Linked DNA regions of Homo sapiens: region 1 is linked to region 2. A link is an interaction called in ENCODE POLR2A ChIA-PET data of the cell type or tissue named here. Cell type or tissue: Panc1. All regions are shown on one strand. Each heading gives the region's core, and the rest is flanking DNA. Links, peaks and the distances in the headings are about the cores only. Region 1 holds the start of MED8-AS1 (MED8 antisense RNA 1). Region 2 holds the start of TIE1 (tyrosine kinase with immunoglobulin like and EGF like domains 1).

Evidence for each region. ChIA-PET counts read pairs that join two places held together with the same protein. Peaks named below come from ENCODE experiments on the same cell type or tissue, not always from the same donor. Only the 100,000 strongest peaks of a DNase experiment are listed, where the experiment ranks them.
Region 1: POLR2A ChIA-PET joins it to region 2 with 11 read pairs; 6 of 35 experiments call an interaction of 5 or more read pairs at or near these places.

The regions. Positions count from the first base shown.
Region 1 is chr1:43,378,307-43,386,631 of GRCh38, forward strand. MED8 (mediator complex subunit 8) reads right to left here. Exons shown (of 7, transcript NM_201542.5): 5 at 8,283-8,325; 6 at 7,672-7,920; 7 at 5,611-6,800. The coding sequence ends at 6,736. MED8-AS1 (MED8 antisense RNA 1) reads left to right here and starts at 6,743. Exons shown (of 2, transcript XR_001738027.1): 1 at 6,743-6,835; 2 at 6,978-7,420. It overlaps LOC112268225 (a long non-coding RNA gene), which reads left to right. Exons shown (of 2, transcript XR_007066049.1): 2 at 1-893. RefSeq lists a silencer at 28-196. In Panc1, for the core only: a CTCF peak has its summit at 5,339; no DNase peak of the experiment used is centred there.
Region 2 is chr1:43,299,852-43,308,176 of GRCh38, forward strand. It overlaps TIE1 (tyrosine kinase with immunoglobulin like and EGF like domains 1), which reads left to right and starts at 1,131. Exons shown (of 23, transcript NM_005424.5): 1 at 1,131-1,278; 2 at 5,000-5,314; 3 at 5,382-5,492; 4 at 6,989-7,144; 5 at 7,291-7,422; 6 at 7,581-7,721; 7 at 7,945-8,073. The coding sequence starts at 1,221. RefSeq lists a silencer at 971-1,070 and an enhancer at 1,101-1,190. In Panc1, for the core only: no CTCF peak of the experiment used is centred there; no DNase peak of the experiment used is centred there.

The DNA.
Region 1 (8,325 bases), core at 270-8,269, 79 kb after region 2:
CAAGCAATCCTCTCACCTCAGCCTCCCGAATGGCTGGGACCACAGGTGTGTGCCACCACACTTGGCTAATTTTTTAGTAGAGACAGGGTCTTCGTGTGCTGTCCAGGCTGGTCTCGAACTCCTGGGCTCATGCAGTCCTCACGCCTCAGCCTCCCAAAGTACTGGGATGACAGGCGTGAACCACTGCACCGGCAAGAGTGGGGTGACTTGTGAGCTGATTTTTGAAAGATGATTGGGTATTCATCAGACAGAATGATAGGGCAGTGTTCCATGCAGAGGGAACAGTGGGAATAAAGGAATGGAGGTTTGAAAGAGCTGTCACATTCAGGAAACTGCAAGCAATGTTGATGGCTTGGGAATTGAGTGGGTGGCATGACAATAAGAAGGAGGCAGGGGGCTGCATCACACAGAATCTTACTTGCCTTTCCAGAAAATCTGAGCTATTTTTTAAGTTTTTCCAATGAAGTAAATGTAATGGCCAAAAAGAGTAAATAAATATCCCTAGGGAATCTGGTGGCTTAGTCTGAAGCTGTTCAGACTAGTAGGAATTCTTTGAAGACTATTTTTTCTTAATAATGCATGCATGCTGGCTGGGTGTGGTGGCTCATGCCTATAATCCCAGCATGTTGGGAGGCTGAGGCAGGAGGATCACTTGAGCTCAGGAGTTTGAGACCAGCTTGGGCAATGTGGCAAAAGCAATCTCTACCAAAAATTAAAAAATTAGCCTGGTATGGTGGCGCACGCCTGTAGTCACAGCCACTTGGGGGCTGAGGTGGGAGGATCACTTGAGCTGGGAGATGGAGGTTGCAGTGAGCCAAGATCGCACCACTGCACTCTAACCTGTATGACGCAGTGAGACCGTGTCTCAAAATAAAATAATAATGCATGCTAAATGTGTGTTCTCTGTTTTAAATTACTCTTAAGTAAAATGAACATTCCAGGATGATTTTACCTTGTAATTTTCAGTATGCCTGGCACACCCACCCCTACCAACCCACCCACCAGGTATGTTGTCCATATGCCCCCATCTCTACCAAAAATACAAAAATTAGCCAGGTATGGTAGCGAGTGTCTGTAGTCCCAGCTACTTGGGAGGCTGAAGTGGGAGGATCGCTTGAGCCTGAGAGGCGGAGGTTGCAGTGAGCCAAGATCGCGCCACTGCACTCTAGTCTGGGTAACAGTGAGACAGACCATGTCTCAAAATAATAAAATAACAATACATGTTAAATGTGTATTCTGTTTTAAATTACCCTTAAAATGAACATTCCAGGAAGATTTTATCTTGTGATTTTCAGTATGTCTGGCACACCCACCCTACATGGGGAGTAAACTATCAAAAGGCTTTTAATCAACGGAATAATGTGATCAGATCTGCAGTTCAGAAAGACCTATCTGGCAGCCTTTTGGAAGACAAGTTAAAGTGGGCAGGACTGGAGATAAAGGATTTTAATCAGGGGAGTAATGTGATCAGATCTGCAATTTAGAAAGACCTATCTGTAGCCTTTTGGAAGATGAGTTAGAGTGGGCATGGCTAGAGATATGGAGTCTGAACAATACTTTTAGTAAGAGAGGCCTAGAGCCTAAACTGTAGGACAGGGTGGATGGACACTGGGGAGACAGAATTGGTAGGATTTAGTATCTGATTAGGTATGAGGGGGTTGGGGACCCAGAGGGAGAATAATTTAGAATGGTTTCCATATTCCTGGCTTAGAAGAGAAACAGGTGTGTAGGCTAGAATAACTGGATTTGGACATTCAACCAGCTGTGGATCATACAGGTAGAGATATCCATCAGGAATCTGCAGCTCAGCAAAGAGGTCTGAGCTGAAAATAAAACTCGCTTAAATTATGCACATAAAAGTGGTGGTCACAGAAAGCAGGTAGAAGAAGAAGAAAAGGGGGTTAAGGACAAGTCCTAGAGAATAACATTTAAGAAGCAGGAAGAAGTATAAAAGTCCAAAAGCTGCAGAGAAGGAATGGCCAGAGAGGAGGATGAACAAGGAGAGCATGTGCCATAGAAGCCATGGGGGAGAAAGAGACTAAAGGAAATGGTCAGCATTAAATGCTGCAGATACATTACTATGAGGATTGAAAAAACTCTGGATTTAGCCATTAGGTCAACAGTGATCTCTGAGTTTCTGAGGAGTGGTGGAAGTAGAAGCCCAAACACAGGGGTTGAAAAGTGAATGGGAGGTAAAAGAAACAGTGATTCTAAGCACTTTGTTTCAAGAGCATGGCGCGAGTGAGTCAGTGAGAGGGGATGTAGGGTTAAGAAGGATCTTTTAACATGGAAGAGACACTAAAATGGCACTATCTAAGGCCATGAAATGTAGCCCAGAGAAACTGGCAAAAAGAATGAAGGATAGACTGGGTGTGGTGGCTCACACCTGTAATCCCAGCACTTTGGGAGGCTGAGGTGGGAGGATCGCTTGAGCTCAGGAGTTTGAGACCAGCCAGGGCAACATAGAGACCCTGTCTCCATTAAAAATAATAATAATTTAAAAATTAGCTGGGCATGGTGGCACATGCCTGTGGTCCCAGCTACTTGGGAGGCTGAGAGGTGGGAGGATCACTTGAGCCTAGAGGACCACCTGAGTTGCAGGATCACAGTGAGAGGTGATTGTGCCACTGCACTCAAGCCTGGATGACAGAGTGAGACCCTGTCTCAAAAAAAAAAAAAAAAATGAACAAAGGATATCTACGTAGGGAATGTGGGCAAGAAAAGATGAAGAATCAAAATGACCACAAACTAGGGAAATTAGGGTGAGAATTAGGGAAAGCAGTGGAATGGCAGAGAAAACATAGGAAGACGAGCATCCCAAGGCACTTATATTTGATTCAGTAGGAAAGGTTATCTTCATGTGGAAGAAGTATAATTTATTGCCTATACTGGAGGAGTCTCTTTGGTACATGTATCTTGCCCAAGGAGAGAGAGATGTGTGAGGGGGAGGGCGACTTCTAACACACAAGGTATGTCAGAACTTGTAACTTGTGATAACTTTGTGGTAACTTACCATCTCTTTGATGAATCTTCACTTAGAGAAAGATGTTTTAGAAAACAGTTTCAAGGTTGTGGTCTACAAGGGTGTTGGTATGTTAAGGTGTAGGTGACAGCGAGGGAACTTCAGGAACAGTTTATAGGAGTCTGAGGGACTTGGGGGCTTATCTAGGAAAATTTTGGCCTATTTATGTAACAGTCATGCACCAAGGAAAACAAAACAAAACAAAATGCCTGGGGATAAATGGGTTTGAAAATCATTGCCACAGACTTTAGACCTAAAAAGGATCACTGGGATCACCAAGTGAGAAAACTGAGGCTTAGGGAAGTGAGATGCCTTGTCCACGATGTACTTAGGGAAGCTGCCATGTCCAAATGGCATGTGACTCATTGAGAGACCACAACAGGAACCCAAGAGCTGCCTCAGTGACACATGGAGCTCAAAAAAAAAGAGAAGTTAAAGGGAAGAAGAAAGGAACTTTGTCTTGTGGGACAAAACACATGCTGAAGTGATGGGGCACCATGGTCCCATCAGATGCGTTGGAGTTTGCCTTCTGTTCCAATCATAAAGCCCCATCTGCACAGTGGCAAGCCCTTTCCAAGGGTTAGTCCCCATGTGTTTGAGGTTTCCAGGCAAGAGCCACATCGAGCCTCCATAAGCAGGCACTGTGAACCCTCAAGACTGAACAGAAAAGGACCACATCCCCTGTTCCTACTCCTGGCCCAATGCTAAACTTCAGTAGGCTATTCCCCTAATTCTGGAGCAGATAGGAAAGGCAGATGGAAGAGAATGTACACTCCTTCGTAGTTCATCTGGACAGTAATCAGGAGCTGACCCAGGGTGGGCGTTTGGAAGGACTCAGCCTCCGTCCTGCCTGGTGCTGGGATCAGCTTACACAGCTCCTGTGTCCACAGGGCACAGAGAATACATTGTCCATAAGGAGGATTATTCTGTACAAGAAGCTCAGACAAAGGGAGAGGTTGTTTCCAGCTGCCTGGGGGAGGTGAGAGGGGGGTGGGAAAAGGGACCAGCCTTGCACTGGGGCATTCCTGCAGAGTTCAGCTTCTTCTCTGTGGCAGCACAACAGGAGGTGGGCAATTACACCCCCTCCAGCTCAATCCTAATGCTGGGACCCATTATGGAGTTCTAAGGAGCACTTGGCTACAACCTATCTATCTTGGCTGTTTCCCAAAAAACGACAGGGTTGAATGAGGTACACCAGCTAAGTAGGGCAGCAATAAACACCAGAAGGGGAACAGAATGGGGTGACTGGCACAATGAGCAAAAGAGAGGTTCAGCAATGACTGAATCCCAGGCTCAGGGCAGAGCTGGAGAGGGAGAGATCCTAGGCAATGGGCCTTATGCTGACATTGATTGGATAAGCTTCCGCCTTCAGCAGGATGAACTCTGTCCTGTAGTAAGCTCTTGACGTTTCACAGCTGCTGCTTCTTTCTCCATCCTAGACACAAACCTAGGAGACAATGGCCTAATCTCTTTCTCCAGGGGACCCAAGAATAGGAGAAAGCACGATCTCCAAGCAAAACAGGACAGTCAAAAACAGAGGAATGTTACCAGAGTAGGCCAATAGTCACCTTTTGCAAATCCTAAATCTGAGCCAGTAAATAGGTCATGTCCCCTTCTTCAAAGGAAAACTGTATATGTATTCCCTCCTGAGGGAATGAGTATGTTAGGGGTGGGAGATACATACTCTCTATTGAGGCATTTAATAGGCTGTATGGACCCCAAAGTGGGAGACACTACTGAGATTTGTGTACTCCAGATGATTTGAGGATGGGGGATAAAAACGACAGCATGTGCTCCTACGGTGATGAATGTAGAGGAGTCCCTCTAGAGGAAGGAGTGTTTGCTTAGGGGAACAAGATGTAGGTGACATCCTGCATATGTTCCTGTTGGGGCAAGAGGATATTTCCATTCTTGGATGACAAGGAATCCATTTTAATAGTATGGTGGGGATGAAGTCAGTATTTGCCTGGGACACAAAAAAACTTGGGGTTGGTGCCATTCAATAGGAGGGAATCTTTTGGTGGAGTAAAGGACAATAGTCACCAAAAGATGCTCCAGGAATTTCAGAGAAGCACAGCTCAAACTCTACCCAATATGCCAGTTAATACTGACATTTCCAGTGGGAAGGGAAGAGGTGAGAAGATAACACCTGAGTGGGCTGATGAGCCGGAACAGTTTAAGTGGGGGAAAGGTCTGGCATTGCCTTAGAGCTGGTGACCAGACTCCCCTACTGCTATGTATTGTGGTCAGTGAGCTTTGTGGATACCATTCCTCACCTTGATGGAATGGTAACAGATGTGACATCTGGGACCACTTTTCCAGTCCTTTGCTGCCACAGCCTGGCAGAACTTTGTTTGGCACTGAACAAATGCCAAAGTACCAGTGTGTGACAGAACAGAAAAAAGGCAGCTGGAAGGTATGAGCAGGAGGGAAGTTTCAGGATTTTTAGATCAAAGCTAATTAAAGATACGGAAACTTTTTTATGGAGAACAAATTAGAACTGCCTTGCAGCACTCTTGAAACTGCCCCTCTGATCCCTATGTAGTGCTCTCATAAATTACTGTCAGACAACCCTGAGCCAGTGAACATCAATTTAAATAACTTTATTCAGAGGAATCCTTTGGTCCACTTCTGCTGACTCAACCCCTGCCCATGCCAACAAAGGAGTACTAAGAAAGGCAGGTTAGCCTGAATGTCTAAATTCAATTTGTTCAACTTTATAAAAGCAGGCAAAGCTACTGGGGGTTGCCCCCTCCCACCATCATTCTGGTCCACCATTTGGGCCACAGGCTTAGGGAAATGAAGGAAAGTCGTTTTCTTTGAAGGAAATCCTGGCCAAAGTCGAGAAAGTGGGCACCATTATGAGGTCAACTAAACCCTGATGGCAGTGTGAAGTGCAATTCCCTTCTCCCTCCAAAATAAGAAACATGAATCCAGGGGAAGGGGCTTTTTCGTGTGCTAAGGAAAAACCCTTTCCCACATAGTCCTGCCTGGCAGAGCCACTTCCTGAGAAAGCCTCGTGTGTATAAGGTGGGGTAAAGGATAGGGGACTTTATGACTATTTGACAGGTAAAAGCCAAGTTGGCTCCTTAGAGGATGGAAAGGAGAGCAGGCCCAAGCTTCACCAGAGCTGCAGGTGGGCATTTTTTTTTCCTTCCTGGCCCAGAAGCTTCTTCACCTTGCGCCTTAGAGGGATAGCCAGAATGAAACCCAGGCAGGAGGGCCTGCAAAAACAGTGTGCCTCTAAGAACACAGAGGTTGCTACAGTTTCTGGCAGCACAAAATAAGCATAGCCTTATTTGATCTTGTGTCCATCAGCTCACCATTGACGTGAGGCAGTATCAGATTAGGGTAAGTTCTGGATCAAGGACTGTGGAGGGTGGTGGGGAGAAGGATCTGTAGAAACTATCATTTATTGAATACCCATTATTTCATATACTGTACTAAGTGCTTTACATTCATTTCCTCATTTTAATCCTCACAACAACCCTATGAGGTAGGTATTATCACCATTTACAAATGAGAAACAGGCTCAGAAAAATTAGGTCACTTGTCCAAGGTCACACAGCTAGTCAGTGGTGGAAGTGGGATTTGTCTGCTGCTGAAAGCCCATGTTCTTTTTATTGTACCCATCTAGGTGAGCCTTGAGCAAAAGGTAATTTCACTGCCCAACTCTGCAAAGAGCACCAGGGAGTCGAGGTTGCCAGCCACACTCACCGCTGGTAGGGATGCATGGAAGCCGACTTGATGTTGGTTTTTATTCCACTTGGCATTTTCCCTGAAAGGAACATTAAAAAAGTCATCTTAAGCAAGGTAAGACTTTCATGACAAATCAGAAATGTGGTACCTCAGGTTCCCTCTGTCACTTCCTTTATCATCTCAGAACCTCTGCGGCATCTGACCCTGTTTGACAGAGGTCAGAAGTATGATTCTTCACCCAGCTGTCTCCCTGAAGGTGTCCAGGAGGAAAGAAGTGACATGGGAGAATAGTCTGTTCATCCACTCCTAGAACAGATAGCTAAACCTGTGTGACTCCCATTTAACGTCACAGGTAAAAGAGTACTATGTTCTCTCATTGTTTTTCTTTTTTTATATCATAATAAGTGCAGAATCTCTCTTTAATTGTCCCTTTTCCTAGACAGCTTGGAGGAAATAACTCTTCTAGCTGCCTGCATCTAGACTGTTCTAAAAATGAGTAGGAGAGAAGGCAGGAAGCCAAGAGCAAGAGAGGCAGGATACAGAGAAAAGAATACATGTAGGACTGGAAAACTGGCCTGCGTGTCAATTCCTGATGCACCTACCAAATGGTCTTAAGATCTGACTGCTGATTTCTCTACCTAACAAGAGACACTGACAACATATCTAATACCAGAATAAATGGGATAGAAGGATAGTTGACACAGAGATGTGAGATGCGGATGAGAAATTGGAGCAGTTTCTGTTACTCAAAGTTCTTCCTCACTCTCTGGTGCCTGTTGCAGAGTCTCAGATGAGATTTTTTTACTTCTGAAAATTATTTCCTGGGTCACAGTGAAAAGGAGAAATAGAGAAAACCTCTAGGTCTAGAGATGCTGGAGGCCCAGATAATCTAGCTTATTCCCTCCCACTCCTGCTCAAAGTCAGCTTCATTTCAACCCCTGCCACCTTACCTGGTTGACCTGCCTGAGCCATTTGTACCCCACTGAGCATTGGCTGCTGCTGGCTTGGAGCTCCTGCCATCTGCACCTGCTGTAATCCTGAGGTTCCTGCAAGGATCGTCCCAGCTCCTGGCTGGCCTGCCTGGCCAGGACCACTGCTGCCTGAAGGTCTCCAATTAGATAGTCCTTTCCCAAAGGCAACAGCTGCCACCAAGGCATTAGTGTCTGTAGGGTTAAAGGTCTGCTTGTTCGGCCGGAGACCTGAAGAAAAAGTAATGGGGATCCTGAAGTATGCTTCTGATGCAGGACTGAACGTGGCAGCTGGAAGACCAGTATGAGTGCCAGGGTTTGGAGTTCTGAATTCAGCAACATCTAGACTCCCTCACAGCCCAGAAAAAGAGCCAGAGGACCCCCAAGCCTATCTCAGAATTCTCTCTTCTTACTTTGCCCATTTCCTCCACTGCTTCAGTGCTGGCCTTAAATACAAAAGGCTAACAGAATGGATACAAACCCCAAAGCAGTTCACCCTTGTGTCCTAACTTCACTACTTCCAAAACAACCATTCCCATTCCAGTGATCTTATATACCTCTCCTTCTCTGTTTAGCCACCAGTCCCATCATACCTCCACTCTCTGATTCTCGCTCCTCTTTGCTGATTTTCTCCAG
Region 2 (8,325 bases), core at 207-8,206:
CAACCATTCCATTCCGGGTCAGAGGGGTCATCGATTTAACCAGCAAGGCTGCCCATCCAACGGTTGCTCCCTCTGCTCCCTGGAAGGGCCTCCTCGTGGGCGTTCTGTACCTACAGGTCTTGTTCCGTTCTGGGAACTGCCAGTGGTGGCAAGAGGTGGAGCAACGGGTGCCAGGGCAGGGAGAGGTGAGTCTGGGAGGGAAGCAGAGGCAAGATCCATGGGGCTTTAGAGACTTTGCCAAAGCAGTGCGACTGCTCCCAGGTTGTTGTCAGCCGTCAAGAGTGAGTGCACCTCCCTGGGCAGACTTCTGCTGCCCCAGTGCCCAGGAATAGGCAGGGGTTTGCCGCAAAATGAATGACACCTGGCAGACAATAAGCTGAAGCTTTCATTAGCAGCTTAAGCTGAGGACTATCTATGCAACCGATACTCCCTGTGTGCTCCCCGGGACTGCTTAATGTGAGCCCTTGTGGAGCGATTGGCACCAAGAAAGCAAGGACTAAGTCAGAAGTTCAAGTCCCAGCCTTGCCACAGCCTCAGGGTGCCCTCGAGCACAGCAAGCCTCAGTTTTCCCATCTGTACAATGAGAGAGGTACACAAGGTAGACTCGAAGGCTCTTTGTTGCCAGGGCCCTGTGTTCCTTTGAGTGTATGTGCTTCTCAGGCCCACAGAGGTCCTTTGTGTTTCGTATGTGAACTGCTCTCTAGGAAACCCATGTAACTGTCTGTGTCCTGGGGCACATACATGAGGACTCATGTGGGCCGTATTGTGTGTTTGTGCCGGGGGGAGGGGAGACCCCAGAACAATGTCCCCCACCCCACCCCCCTCCTCAATAGGCGGAAGCCACTGGCTTCCTCCCTTTCCTGCCTCCTGCCTCCTTTGTGCCAGCAAGACTGAGTACTGGAGAGAGACAGGGGATGGGAAAAATCAGTCCAGCTGTCCCCAGGTCTGCCCTTACCATAACCTTCCCCCCACCTCAAGTGACTCCTCCCAGGCCACACCCATCCCCAGCCTTGTGGGGGCCAGATTGGGGGGCCTAGAGGCTCAAAGGCAGAATGAGTCCTCCCACCCCCTACCCTGCCACCCCTCCCACCCAAGCCACCTCATTTCCTCTTCCTCCCCAGCACCGACCCACACTGACCAACACAGGCTGAGCAGTCAGGCCCACAGCATCTGACCCCAGGCCCAGCTCGTCCTGGCTGGCCTGGGTCGGCCTCTGGAGTATGGTCTGGCGGGTGCCCCCTTTCTTGCTCCCCATCCTCTTCTTGGCTTCTCATGTGGGTAAGTCTCCCCTGAGTCCCTCACCCCATTTCTAGGCCCCGAGGCCCTGATTTCTACCCAAGAAACCCTATTTTATCATAGAGACAGAAAGTAGGATGATGGTTGCCATGGGCTGCAGGGAGGAAGAAATGGGGAGTTTTGTTTAAAAGGTACAGCGTTTTTACAAGATTTTTACTTGGTTTTACAAGATTAAAAGAGTTATAAACATGGGGCCGGGTGCGGTGGTTCATACCTGTAATCCCAGCACTTTGGATGGCTGAGATGGGAGGATCAATTGAGGCCAGGAGTTCAAGACCAGACTGGTCAACATAGTGAGACCCCGTCTCCATTGTGTTTAGACTTTCGTCTTTTTCAAAAAAAAAAAAAAAGGATGGATGGTGGTGATGGTGGGACAACACTAGGAATGTATTTAATCACATTGGGTTATATGCTGCTTACAAATGGTTAAGATGGCAAAATTTGCCGGGTGTGGTGGCTCACGCCTGTAATCCCGGCACTTTGGGAGGCCGAGCGGGTGGATCACAGGGTCAGGAGATCGAGACCAGCCTGGCAAACATGGTGAAACCCCATCTCTACTAAAAATACAAAAATTAGCCGGGCGTGGTGGCAGGAGCCTGTAATCCCAGCTACTTGGGAGGCTGAGGCAAGAGAATCGCTTGAATCTGGGAGGCAGAGGTTGCAGTGAGCTGAGATCGCGCCACTGCACTCCAGCCTGGGCGACAGAGCAAGACTCATCTAAAAAGAAAAAAAGATGGTAAAATTTATTTTATATGCATTTCACCACAACAAAAAATTTTGGAAAACAAGCCCTATCATCACTGCCATCACTTTGATCCACTAGAAAGTGAGATCAAGGCCAGGAAAACACAGGCAAGTGCTAGAAATCACTGCAACCTGGGATCAGGGGAGGAGTGAGGAGTAGCCGCTGACTGTGTTGGATCTGAGGATCTGTGGAGGGCCATTTTCAGGGGGTGTTCATAGGGTAATTGTGTTGGATTCACTCAGTTGTTCACTGGACAAACATTTATTGAGCACCAACAATATTCCAGGAGTTGTGCTAAGTGCTGGGCCATTAGTTGAGAGGCTGGCAACACCTAGTCTGTACAATGAGATTAAATGATGCCAGCCTCCTATGGTTGTTATGGGGTTTAAATGAGAAAATGATGCAGAGCAGTTGGCACAGTGCACTGTGCTTGGTAAGGATTTCTGAGTAGGTGGCAGCTGATTCCTTCAGTCTGCTGGTCAGCCGATTAGAACACAGAGGCTGCCTTTGAGTGGTTCATGGTCTAGTGCAGAACACAGGACAGGGGAAGAGGGCTAAACAGGGACAGACACAGGAGCTCTAGAGGAGCACTGAGGAGGAGTTCAGCTTACACTGCCTCAGGTAGGAGACAAAAAGGGAATCAAGGAAGATTTCACTAAGAGGGGTGGTCTTCATTCCAGGCAGCCAGAACATAAAAAATGCAAGTCTCAGAGGCATGGAGGTGCATGGGAGAGAAGGTGCCTGTTAGGAACACAACAGGAGGGATAGCGTGGGAGCATCACGGGGCTTAGGAGCACGAACATTATCCTGAGGGCAATAGGGAGCCATGGGAGGTCACAGGCAAGAAAGTCACAAGGTCAGGTTTGGTCTTAGATCACCGTGGAGGATGAGTTGCAGAAGGAGGGGCTGTGGCTGTTGGGATGGTCTAGGTGAGTAAGGATGAGGGCTGAACAAAGGCAGGCTGGGGGGGTGGGGATGAAGTCAAGAAGCGTTCAGGAAACAATGTGCAGAATTCTATGACTGATGAGGCAGGCAGCACAGTGCTCAGAGATGTGGACTTTAGAATCAGACAACCTGGCCCTGCCACTCACTAATTGTATGACCTTGGGCAAGTTACTTAACTTCTCTGAGCCTCCCTTTCCTGGCTATAAAACAGGGATAATAACATCCACCTCCCAGGATAGCTGGGATGGTAAAATGAAACAATATCAGTAAAGTGCCTGGTGCATAACTGGCAGCCAATAAACATTCATTATTATGACAATGGGAGTAGAGATGACTCCATAGTTTGTGTCTCAAGTGGCGGGTGCTGTCCAGTGAGTCAGGGAGCACTGGAGAGGAGCAGATTTGGGAAAAGCTGATGGAAATGCAGGTCCAAGCTGAAAGACCGTTCCCGAGTTACTGACTCAGAGGTGATGGTTAAAACTGGGGGAGTGGGCGAGCTTGCTCAAAGAAGCCAGTAGAATAATTACCATGATCCTCCTCTGTAACTGGAAAGAATATCCACTTCACTGGTTGTGAGGATCCAGTGGAAAATGGGGGTTGGTATGTGGTGGGCGGTCAGTAAATGCCAGCTTCGTTTGCTCATGGTAGCCTTTCAAACACTGATAAGCTAGGTGGCATTTAAACTAATGAACTGCTTGACAGTCAGCTACAAGAGACAGAGAAGGAAGGGCTTGGCTGGTGGAGGGGTTCTGGGTCCTGGAGCTAAGGCAGGCTCGCAGGCTCTCCACCGTCCAGACTGGACTCTGACTCCACCTGATCTCTCCTGCCTCAGCCTCACATTTTGTACTCCAGTCACACAAACCTGGAGAGCCCCCTCCACCTGCCACAATATTGCCACTGCAGGCCTCTGTCCAGGCTGTTCCCTCTGTCTAGGATGCCCTCTCCCTGCCCCTGATTTCTCTCCCTCCCCATTGTCCTCACGCCAATGTGCCCTGCTCCAACTGTACCTCCCAGGAAGCATCTCTTCATCTCCCTGAGCTCCCCCAGGCTGGAGCAGGGGTCCCTTCTCTGTGCTCAAAAGCACAGCGCCCTACATTTGGCAGCTGTGTTCATGCCTGTTCCTCCAACTAGGGCGTGAGCTCTTTGGAAGGCAAACAAAGACCAAGACCTACCTCGTGTCTGTGTCTGTCTGGGCTCCAGGCCTTGCCCTGGGGCTGCCCTCCCTGGCTCTGGGCCCAGCCCCAAGCTTAGCTCCATTTCTTTTTGTTTTTCTTTTTCTGGAGAATGGGGTCTTGCTATGTTGCCCTGGCTGATCTCAAACTCCTGTGCTCAAAGGATCCTCCCACCTCTGCCTCCTTAAGTGCTGGGATTCCAGGCGTGAGCCACCGCACCCAGCCCTAGCTCCATTTCTGTGCCACAACCTTCTGGCTGCAAAACTCAGCCTCTCCCACCTCAAATCCCAGCCCACCAGACATTTCTAGATCTCCATAGTGACAGAGAGGGGGACCCATGGGACACTTCTGTTCTGGCTGGCTCTCCTGGCCTGCACTCTCGTGGTGGAGGCAGGGAGAAGTGGCTCACAGCAACCTTTGCAGGGCAGTTTTAGAGACGAGTGGGGAAACAGGACTGATAGAAATAAAGTGAGGAAACGGAGACAGGGAGCATAGATCATTCTTTCCGAAAGCTGGGGCGAAAGGGAAGCCATCTGGCAGGAGAAGGGAGGGGACACGGCCAGAGAAGGATTCGTGGTTTTGTTTTTGTTCTTTTAGAATGAAGAGACTTGAGGGAAAGAGGCCAGTGCGCATGGAAGGGGAAAGGAGGGGGATGGGAATGCCTGATAAAGTGAGGCCTGTGGGGTCTGAAGAACCGGGCAGGGGAAGGAAGAGGGGTGAAGGTTGGAGACCCTCTTCTGAGTGGACGGTGGATCAGTAAGACCAGAGGGCTGGGGCTGGGGGCTCTGGGGCACTAGGGTTGGCTGGGACTACAATAGAGTCACTGGTGTCCTGGCCCCAGGCGCGGCGGTGGACCTGACGCTGCTGGCCAACCTGCGGCTCACGGACCCCCAGCGCTTCTTCCTGACTTGCGTGTCTGGGGAGGCCGGGGCGGGGAGGGGCTCGGACGCCTGGGGCCCGCCCCTGCTGCTGGAGAAGGACGACCGTATCGTGCGCACCCCGCCCGGGCCACCCCTGCGCCTGGCGCGCAACGGTTCGCACCAGGTCACGCTTCGCGGCTTCTCCAAGCCCTCGGACCTCGTGGGCGTCTTCTCCTGCGTGGGCGGTGCTGGGGCGCGGCGCACGCGCGTCATCTACGTGCACAACAGCCCTGGAGGTGAGTTAGGCAGGCGGGGGGATGGCGCGGGGAAAACCAGGCCGCTGACCCACCTTCCACCCCGCAGCCCACCTGCTTCCAGACAAGGTCACACACACTGTGAACAAAGGTGACACCGCTGTACTTTCTGCACGTGTGCACAAGGAGAAGCAGACAGACGTGATCTGGAAGAGCAACGGTAAAGAGGGGCATTTGAACTGGTGGGGAGGGTAGACCCATCGTTCTGAGGCCCCAACACTTTCATGACCCATGGGACCCTCAGCTTTGGCCCCTGACACACCCGACCTCCAGGGCCTCTCCTCTGTAGTGGACCAGGTCCCATGGGATGTGCCTGCACCCATCTTATCTGTAGTTCTGAGCTGCCTTCCTTCTGTACACAGAGGGCCAGGAGCCTGTGGTCAGCTGCCCCTTCCCTCTTAGCCCCAAATGAGCACGATGTTAAACCCTCATCTCTCCCCTGGGAGTTAGCAGGTGCTGTCACATAGCCCACCTGGCAGACCGCATCAGTCCCCCTGAGGAGGAAGAGAACTGGTAACATCATGCCCAACACAGGCAGGGCAGAGTCTAGCCTCTCCCAAAGATCTGTCCAGCCCAGATCCTTGATGCCCAAGACAGCCTCATGCTGAGGCCTGGGTAGACCCGTGGGATCTCAGTCCCAGGCCTGTCCTCCACCCTGACCCTTTGGCCACCCCATAGAAGGAAGCTGTTTTCCTATGTGGCCCCAAGATTCCTGCCTCAGTCCTCAGATTCACAACCCCTTGGCTGACTCTTGCATACCTGGGCTCCTGAGGGAGGAAGACCCTTCCCTTTGGCCAAGGGGGCTGCCTCCTGAGCTCTGGACCCCGTGAATTGACAGGAAATGTGAAGAGGCACAGGCAGACCTGGGTCTCTAGGCTCTCTGTTCAGCCCTGAGCAAAGAGGCAAGAAGCGGGTGGGGCAGCGACTGGAGCACTCTTCTAAGAGGGAGAGGCTCAGGGGAGAGACCCTAGAGTAGATGGCACTTGAATTGTGCTCAGAGGAGAAGTGGGAAGACAAAGAAGGCAGAAAAGGAAGGAAGGGCCTTCCAGGAGGAGGGACTGAGAAGAGCAGTAGGGTCTGAAACACAAGGGTGTTTCTAGAAGAGAAACAATCCATTCAGGAATTCAGGAATGTTAGGAGTCAAGAAGGGTGTGAAGACGAATGGGGCTGGATGGCTTGGCCACGGCCAAGTTGGTGAAAATGATGTCTAAGGAGCTGGATTTTTGTCCTGAGGTCACTGGAGAACCAGGAGAGTTTCAGCAGAGGAGTTAGAGAGGAGTCTGTTGTAAAAAATCACCCTGGCTGCTGGGTGGAGGAGGGACAAGAAAGGGTGACACTGGAGGCAGAGGAGCCTTGTGAGGCCCCTGGAGGCTAGGACCAGGGCAGTGGCAGTGGGTGTGGGGAGAAGCGGACTGGGTTAGGGGATGAGGAGGAGATGGACTGAGCAGGACTTGGTGATTTACTGGGTGGCTGGTGGAGCATGAAGAAGAGGGCACTTCTGAGCTTTCTGGCGTGGGCATAGGCTCTCGTGGTGCCGGCCCTAGGTCTCATCACTGTGCATGGGGCTCATTGATGTGAGCTGAGCAGAGGTGGACAGAGAGAGGTGACACAGCCCTCATGTAGTGCTGAGGCCCCTGACACATTCATGTCCCCCAGGATCCTACTTCTACACCCTGGACTGGCATGAAGCCCAGGATGGGCGGTTCCTGCTGCAGCTCCCAAATGTGCAGCCACCATCGAGCGGCATCTACAGTGCCACTTACCTGGAAGCCAGCCCCCTGGGCAGCGCCTTCTTTCGGCTCATCGTGCGGGGTCAGAGGCAGAGGGCAGAGGTTGTGGGTAGGGTGGGAGGCTGGGAGCCCTATGGGTACTTCCTGTGGGTCCCCTGGAGCCCCTGGATCTCCAGTCCTCAGTGGTCAGGTGGGTGAGGGTCAGCTGCTGAAGACACCTTCCTCCAGGTTGTGGGGCTGGGCGCTGGGGGCCAGGCTGTACCAAGGAGTGCCCAGGTTGCCTACATGGAGGTGTCTGCCACGACCATGACGGCGAATGTGTATGCCCCCCTGGCTTCACTGGCACCCGCTGTGAACAGGGTAAGGAGGAGGGGAGCTAGGACCCAGGCAGGAGAGGATCCCTGACTGGGAGAAGACCCTAGAACCATGTGGGTGGAGCTTGGAGGGTAAGGGCGACAGGCAGGTCCTGGGCCCAGGGGCCCACAGAGGCCCATACACCCCACACACTCTCTTTCTAGCCTGCAGAGAGGGCCGTTTTGGGCAGAGCTGCCAGGAGCAGTGCCCAGGCATATCAGGCTGCCGGGGCCTCACCTTCTGCCTCCCAGACCCCTATGGCTGCTCTTGTGGATCTGGCTGGAGAGGAAGCCAGTGCCAAGAAGGTATGCCTAACCTACCCTCATGGTCCCTGACCAAGACAGCTGGCCAGGAGCTTGACCCGGACCCTCCACTCTGCCTCTGACTTACGCAGCAAGCCCTCCTGCTCACTTGACCAGTCCTTCTATCCTCAGCCTGTTGTATAACCTGTGCCCCATCTGCGCCCTCATCTGTGCCCTCATTGCCCCCTGTCCCATGCCCCTCTAATCATACCTCCTCTATTCCCAGCTTGTGCCCCTGGTCATTTTGGGGCTGATTGCCGACTCCAGTGCCAGTGTCAGAATGGTGGCACTTGTGACCGGTTCAGTGGTTGTGTCTGCCCCTCTGGGTGGCATGGAGTGCACTGTGAGAAGTCAGGTATAAGCACTATGACCTCTGAGAGCCCCCCAAGATAAGTCGGCCTTTACCAAACACATCTCCCCGGTGGAAGAGAGTAGTCCCTCCTTTCCCTACGAGGGTCCAAGTCCTGCCCTCAGGGAGCTTAGAGTCTGATGGACAGGGAGCTCTGGCAGGGAGTCAGTCTGGTAGGGAGTCAGTCCAGCAGGGAGCCAGTCCAGCAAGGAGCTCACTGCCAGCCAGCCATAGTGGAAAGGGCAGCAGCCCAGAGAA